Regions from separate parts of the Homo sapiens genome. Here region 1 is linked to region 2. A link is a loop called in an ENCODE intact Hi-C map of the cell type or tissue named here. Cell type or tissue: IMR-90. All regions are shown on one strand. Each heading gives the region's core, and the rest is flanking DNA. Links, peaks and the distances in the headings are about the cores only. Region 1 has its middle 95 kb from the start of TNFSF18. Region 2 has its middle 150 kb from the start of TNFSF18.

The links. A loop is a pair of places that touch in the nucleus more often than their neighbours do. Peaks named below come from ENCODE experiments on the same cell type or tissue, not always from the same donor. Only the 100,000 strongest peaks of a DNase experiment are listed, where the experiment ranks them.
Region 1: a loop joins it to region 2, with 5 times the contacts of the local background. A loop is called at or near these places in 2 of 110 quality-filtered maps.

The regions. Positions count from the first base shown.
Region 1 is chr1:172,954,367-172,957,197 of GRCh38, forward strand. No RefSeq gene overlaps it. Among named protein-coding and RNA genes, the nearest start is that of TNFSF18, 95 kb to the right of the region's middle. In IMR-90, for the core only: no CTCF peak of the experiment used is centred there; a DNase peak (open chromatin) is centred at 1,265; H3K27ac peaks cover 1,040 bases.
Region 2 is chr1:172,901,526-172,904,356 of GRCh38, forward strand. No RefSeq gene overlaps it. Among named protein-coding and RNA genes, the nearest start is that of TNFSF18, 150 kb to the right of the region's middle. In IMR-90, for the core only: no CTCF peak of the experiment used is centred there; DNase peaks (open chromatin) are centred at 1,446, 1,766 and 2,236; H3K27ac peaks cover 1,814 bases.

The sequences.
Region 1 (2,831 bases), core at 4-2,503, 53 kb after region 2:
AATTGCAGCTCCTCATGGTTGGGATTGAAACATTTGCTTTTGGAAAGCCCATGATAGAAAAGGTGCACTTTTCTATGTTAGATTTGATCAAATACTAAGATTCGAACTTAGTCCCTCAGCTGCTGAGTCATTAACAGACATACTCCCCATTCTCCTTAGAGCTGTCTAGAGCCTGCCTCATTTGTAGAGGAGAGTCTTAGAAATGAAGAGCTCAAGGCCCTTAGGAGGACATAGGCTTGGGAGGCAGGGAGTTCCACAGAAACACATTCCTTTGGTTTTGCACTTGTGTGTAGGGCCCACTCTGTGTCCGGCTCACCCTTTGGTCCTGATCAGCTGACCAGCATCTGCCATTGGTCTATCCACACTGAAAGGATAAGCACTGTCCATAGACATAGGCTTGATTGTCAAGTGGGCCAGCCTTGTAAGAATTCTCAAGCCCTTTCCAAAGTTCCCACAGATAACCCACTGTTGTCACAACCTTAGGGTTGCTCCTGAACCAAGGTGGAGGAACAGAAAGTTACGCTACAACTTAGAGAGCTTCCTACACAGTTTCTCATTCCACCAGCTTCACTCTCCTGCAGGTAGCATGAATCATTTCCACTGCCTCCCACCTGACGGAGTGGAAGAGTCTCTGTCCATGCAGCTGTTACCCAAAGGTGTTCCTGCTTCACTTCAGTGAAGGAATCATTATGTTAACTCCAAGCTAACATGCGGACATGAGTTCTCTCTTCCGAATTTTCTCTTCTCCTGCAGGTCTCCCTGCCGGTCCTAATTTTCATCATTCCCCAAAGAACATCATAAAGCTAACCTTTATGTGGTAGACATTAATATTATTTCCATTTTAGAGATGGCGAATTAAGTCTTAGAGAGATTAAAATTCCAAAGTTACACAACATGTGGTAGAGTGAGTATTTAAAGTCAAGTCTGTTGGTCTAATTTCAAAACTTGCACCCTTAATGACTGTACTGCGTGGTCCTATGAAACATTTGCTAATTACTTCAAGGAGTGGGAATTACACAAAGTAGGAAGAGAGTGAAACACCTCATAAGTACATAATTAGTCACATTCCTTTTAATATCATCTGGAGAATCTACAGGAAATAAGTTATTATCAGTGGTATATGTCTTGTCAGAGAGAGGTAAATAAAAGCGACATGAATAATGTCAGGAGGAAAATAAAGCTGAGGCCTACTGTAATCCTCCAGATGGCGAAGATATTTTTGTATGTGTCATTTCCCAATCTTCTCAACAATGTGTTATTACCACTTGTTTTGCACTAACTGGCTGGATAACTGTCAGGATGGGCTTCTAAGCAATGACATTGAGAATTCTTGAATAGCTGAATAGTCTGATGGGGTGGGGAGGGAGGTTGGCAACAAGGATAACTAAGAGGAAAAAGCACAACAGTTATACAGAAAATGGGTTAGGAGACAGCGAATTGATGATGCCCAAGCGGGGTCTTGAAAAATGATTAAGAGCAAGATAAAAGGTGAAGAGTATTCTAGATTCATGAACAGTGTGGACAAAGAGATGAAAATGCCATGGTCTGAATGTTTGTTCCTTCAAAAGTCATATGCTGAATTCCTAATGCCCAGGATGATGGTATTAGGTGTTGGATGTTGAGAGGTGATTAGGTCATGAAGGTTGTATCCTCATAAATGGGATTAGTGCCTTATAAAAGATGCCCCAGAGAGCTTCCTTGCCTCTTTCACTATGTGAGGATACAGCTAGAAGGTGCCAACTGTGAACCAGGAAACGGGCCCTCACCAGACACTGAATTTGTTGGTGCCGTGAGTTTGGATTTCTGAGCCTGCAGAACTGTGAGAAATAAACTTCTGTTGTTTATAAGCTACCCACTCTATGGTATTTTCTTATAGCAGGCCAATGGAATAAGACAGAAAGCAAAAAACACCATGGGATTAAGAACAACTATACATAATTTGGTTTTCCTGCAGGCAGGAAATGAAAACATTGAGGTAGAAGAGATAGGCAGACTCTGGAAAATGGAGTGCATTTGGCACATGTGAAGGAGTTTGGGCTTTAGTCTGGGAATAGTGGGAAACCACCAAGTGGTCTTAGGCAGACAGGTGATATATCAAGTTTGCATTTTTAGTGGTAAGACATTTAGGTAGGAAACCAGTAAAGAATTGATTGCAACTGTCGGGGTGAGAGATGATGAGGGACAGACTCAAATCAATGACAATGAAATTGGAAGGGGAGAAAGAGACAAGAGATATTTGAAAGTTAGAATCAGAAAGATTTGGTGTCTGACAGGATTTAAGAAGTAAGAGAAAGATAATGGTTTGGGTCACCCTCCAGGGGTCCCCACATTGGCTACTTCAAGGACAGAGAAACATCTTTCCCCTTTGCCTCTCCTGAGGCAGCCCCAGGGCTAGCCCACTAAATCTCTGTTTCTATTCATGGCGGTTCTTTAGGAAACTTATCACTTTGCTTCCCCACGAGGCCTATGTGAGCATCCATTCTGGGATTGGGGTTATTTACACTTACCTACATGGAAGGATCCTCAGGGGTCCTTAGGCAAGTTGTTTTATGTTCTGCCCAGAGCTCTGTATGGAGCTCTGTATCTCAGGAGGCTGGGATAATTCCAATAAATTAGTGAAAACTTGCATGACACCTTTCCTTAGGGCAGGAAACTGCCTGCTACATATCTGCATAACCAAGAAGGGACACAAGGTGACCTTTTAACACTGCTAGCACAAAAAGTGACTACACTTTAAGAAGGAAAACAAAACAACTACATCAGCTACACCAGCCTCTAGGAAGCAGTTAAAACAATGGAAGTAGATCAGATCATCCAGGGAGCAATGTAGA
Region 2 (2,831 bases), core at 134-2,633:
GCTGGAGGAAAATTTTAACTGAATAGGAAGACTTACTTTCTTCCATTAATAAATAAGTTACTGATGTGCAGGTGGCACATGGTTTTATTGAAATTATAACTTTTCAAATATTTTTAGACTTCTAGAATTAATGGAGCATTCATTACTTTAATGTCCACAAGTGTAAAATAAAGGTACTTTAATATGAGTAAATTAAATTCTAAATTAAATTCTAAAATCATCTTCAATTCTGATTGATCATGATCATTTATCAGTCCTTTCTTCCATCAGAATTTTCCCAGTCACTTTTAAGAAAGGAAGGAAAAGCAAGAGAAACGTACCAACCGCAAACTAGATCAAGGATGAAGAGCTAACTCTTCTGAATTATCTGTCTTGAAAAGCTTGAAGATATCGCAACATTCTTACTTGTTCTTCCCTTCTTATTGTAGAGACTTGGAATTGTGTCCTTGGTTATAAAAACCTTGGAGAGTAAAGTGTAAATTAATTTAAAAATGAATTCTAGTCAATTTTGCTACTGATTAAATTCTAATTGAGACAAAGTGTTGAGCAAGTGGCTAAATAAGTAAGTCAAAGGACTTGGTGGTTTAAGTAGATGCTAATTATATAAGAATCATTCACTATTAGTGTCAATGATTAAGAGTTAACAGTGGTGCTTCTAAGTTTTGACTTTGATAGGTAGTCTGAATAATAAATCAAAGCACTAGAGTTATTGTAGTGGCGGCAAATTTTTCTAAAAGTATATTTTAGATGTCAAAAAACCCTGAATGTTTAACAACAAATTAATTAATTATGGAATCAATAAAATTCAATGTTTTTGACTTTGAATTTTCTATGGAATCAGGTTAACAGTCAGCACTCTATACTATTGCATCATCTTAGATCACAATAAAATTGAGGCAAAGAACATAGTGAAAGGTGAGTTTTATTTTGAATGAGGATATTTAACATCTAGACTTGGAACTGACTATATCAACTTGGTTATGTTCATTAATGCATGTATGTTGATGTATGGATCACTAATTTGAGATAAGTATATCTCAAATTAGTGAATGCGAAAGTGATATAAAATGATTTTTAAAATACAAATCAGTGTTTCCGTAATGCTCTGAGTTTTTGAACTGGTCCTGTAGAATGTTAACGTAGATAGTTAGCATCTTTTCTATATTTTATGTTCACTATTCTTCAACTTAGAAGGAAAATAATTGTGGACAGTTTATAAATTACTAGCAGTATGCTGAGCTCAAAAATTACGTTATTCAGTTTCTCTTCTATTAAAAGTAAATGTCATGATGCAGTACTGACCTTATAGAAGACTTGAAAATACTGTCCCTGTGGTAAACTTAAACAAACCTCTGTTGTTTCAGATAAGTTTCAGAATGTATCTTAGCTAGTTTTAAGATCCCATGACTAACACTGTTATGAATATATGTCTACCAGTGACATTGTTAGTCACTGAGTCTTTGGATGTGTAATGAAGAAATACATACAGCAGCTGAAGAATTTTTATGAAGCCAATTGTGGTAATACAAAGCTTTTTCATGGTTTAACATTTTGTATGTGCTTCTCCTAATTATTCAGCAGACTCGGCTACTGCAAATGCCAGGTCATTTTCTGACTGTGTAGCTTGGTTTTTATTAGATAATGGAGCAGAATAACATAGATTATATTTCATTACAAGCAAGATGGCAGCCAGCCACTCTAGAAAATGACTATATTATACAAGAAATTTTTATGTGATTCATTCTAGACAAAACTATCTAAAGATCCTTCCCACTTAAGTCTTCCAAGGTCATGTAGCAATGTCTGAGCTTTGGAAGTTAACACAAGTTCACTGGCTCAGAACCTAAATAAATCCAACCCAGACTCAAAAATGTTGGTTGGTGGAGTAATATTTGAAATGGAATTGAAACTTGATTTGCAGTTTTGTAATATGTAATATGTTGTACAAATATATGTAATACATATGTTTATAATATATCCTTCCTTAAGGGCCACTACCTTCTCGTCCAACTGTGACATTCAGCTGACACTAGCAAGTAGTTTCAGCAAGAGAATATACTATAAGTAATGTATGAAGAGAATGTATAAAAGTCTTAAAGACTAACTAGAATAATTATATCAGCCCATGAAAGCATTAGTGTTTCTAATTAAACTTCTGAAGATCTCATCATACATTCCTAGGAAGTGAGTGTTAAGGGCAGGTCAAAGTATACATACCCCTTATTAGAGAGGAATGCTTCTTCCATGGCCATTGATAAATAAACATTGTTTCCCTACATGGAGTTCTTCAATTTCACTGTTGTGGTTTTCATAAAAACCCTGGAGGATTATTATCTTCCTTTCCCAATCCTTTAAGTTTGAATACCTTCATCTCCAATCAGGGAAAATTTATTTATTAAAACTGAAATAGGGAGCAAGAAATCTAGTCACAACAAGTCTGTCTGTAGTAGAGAAAAATCTGCAGGGAAATTCACCATTAATTTTTAGGCTAGTCAAGTCATAACTCTAGTAACCCATGGGAATTCCATTACTGCTCTTTAGAAGTTTTTACCCAGCCTAAGCACATGTCTGCATTCAGAGTTGGTAGTCTTGGTTTTCTTCTTCTTAAATGTCACTCCAATTTTTTTTTCCTAAATGAGCCGGGGGTCATATCCTTTGTGTTACCTTAAAGCATATTTATTCCTTTTCTTTCTGAAATGTTGGCCAGATGACAAGTGAGACAATGAAGTGTCATTCAAACTTCCTGACCTGGAGTAGGTTTCTCCTTTTTCAGATCCTCAATGTGACCCACATTAAAAGTGAAGTTTATCCTATCCTTAGAGTTTCAGAGC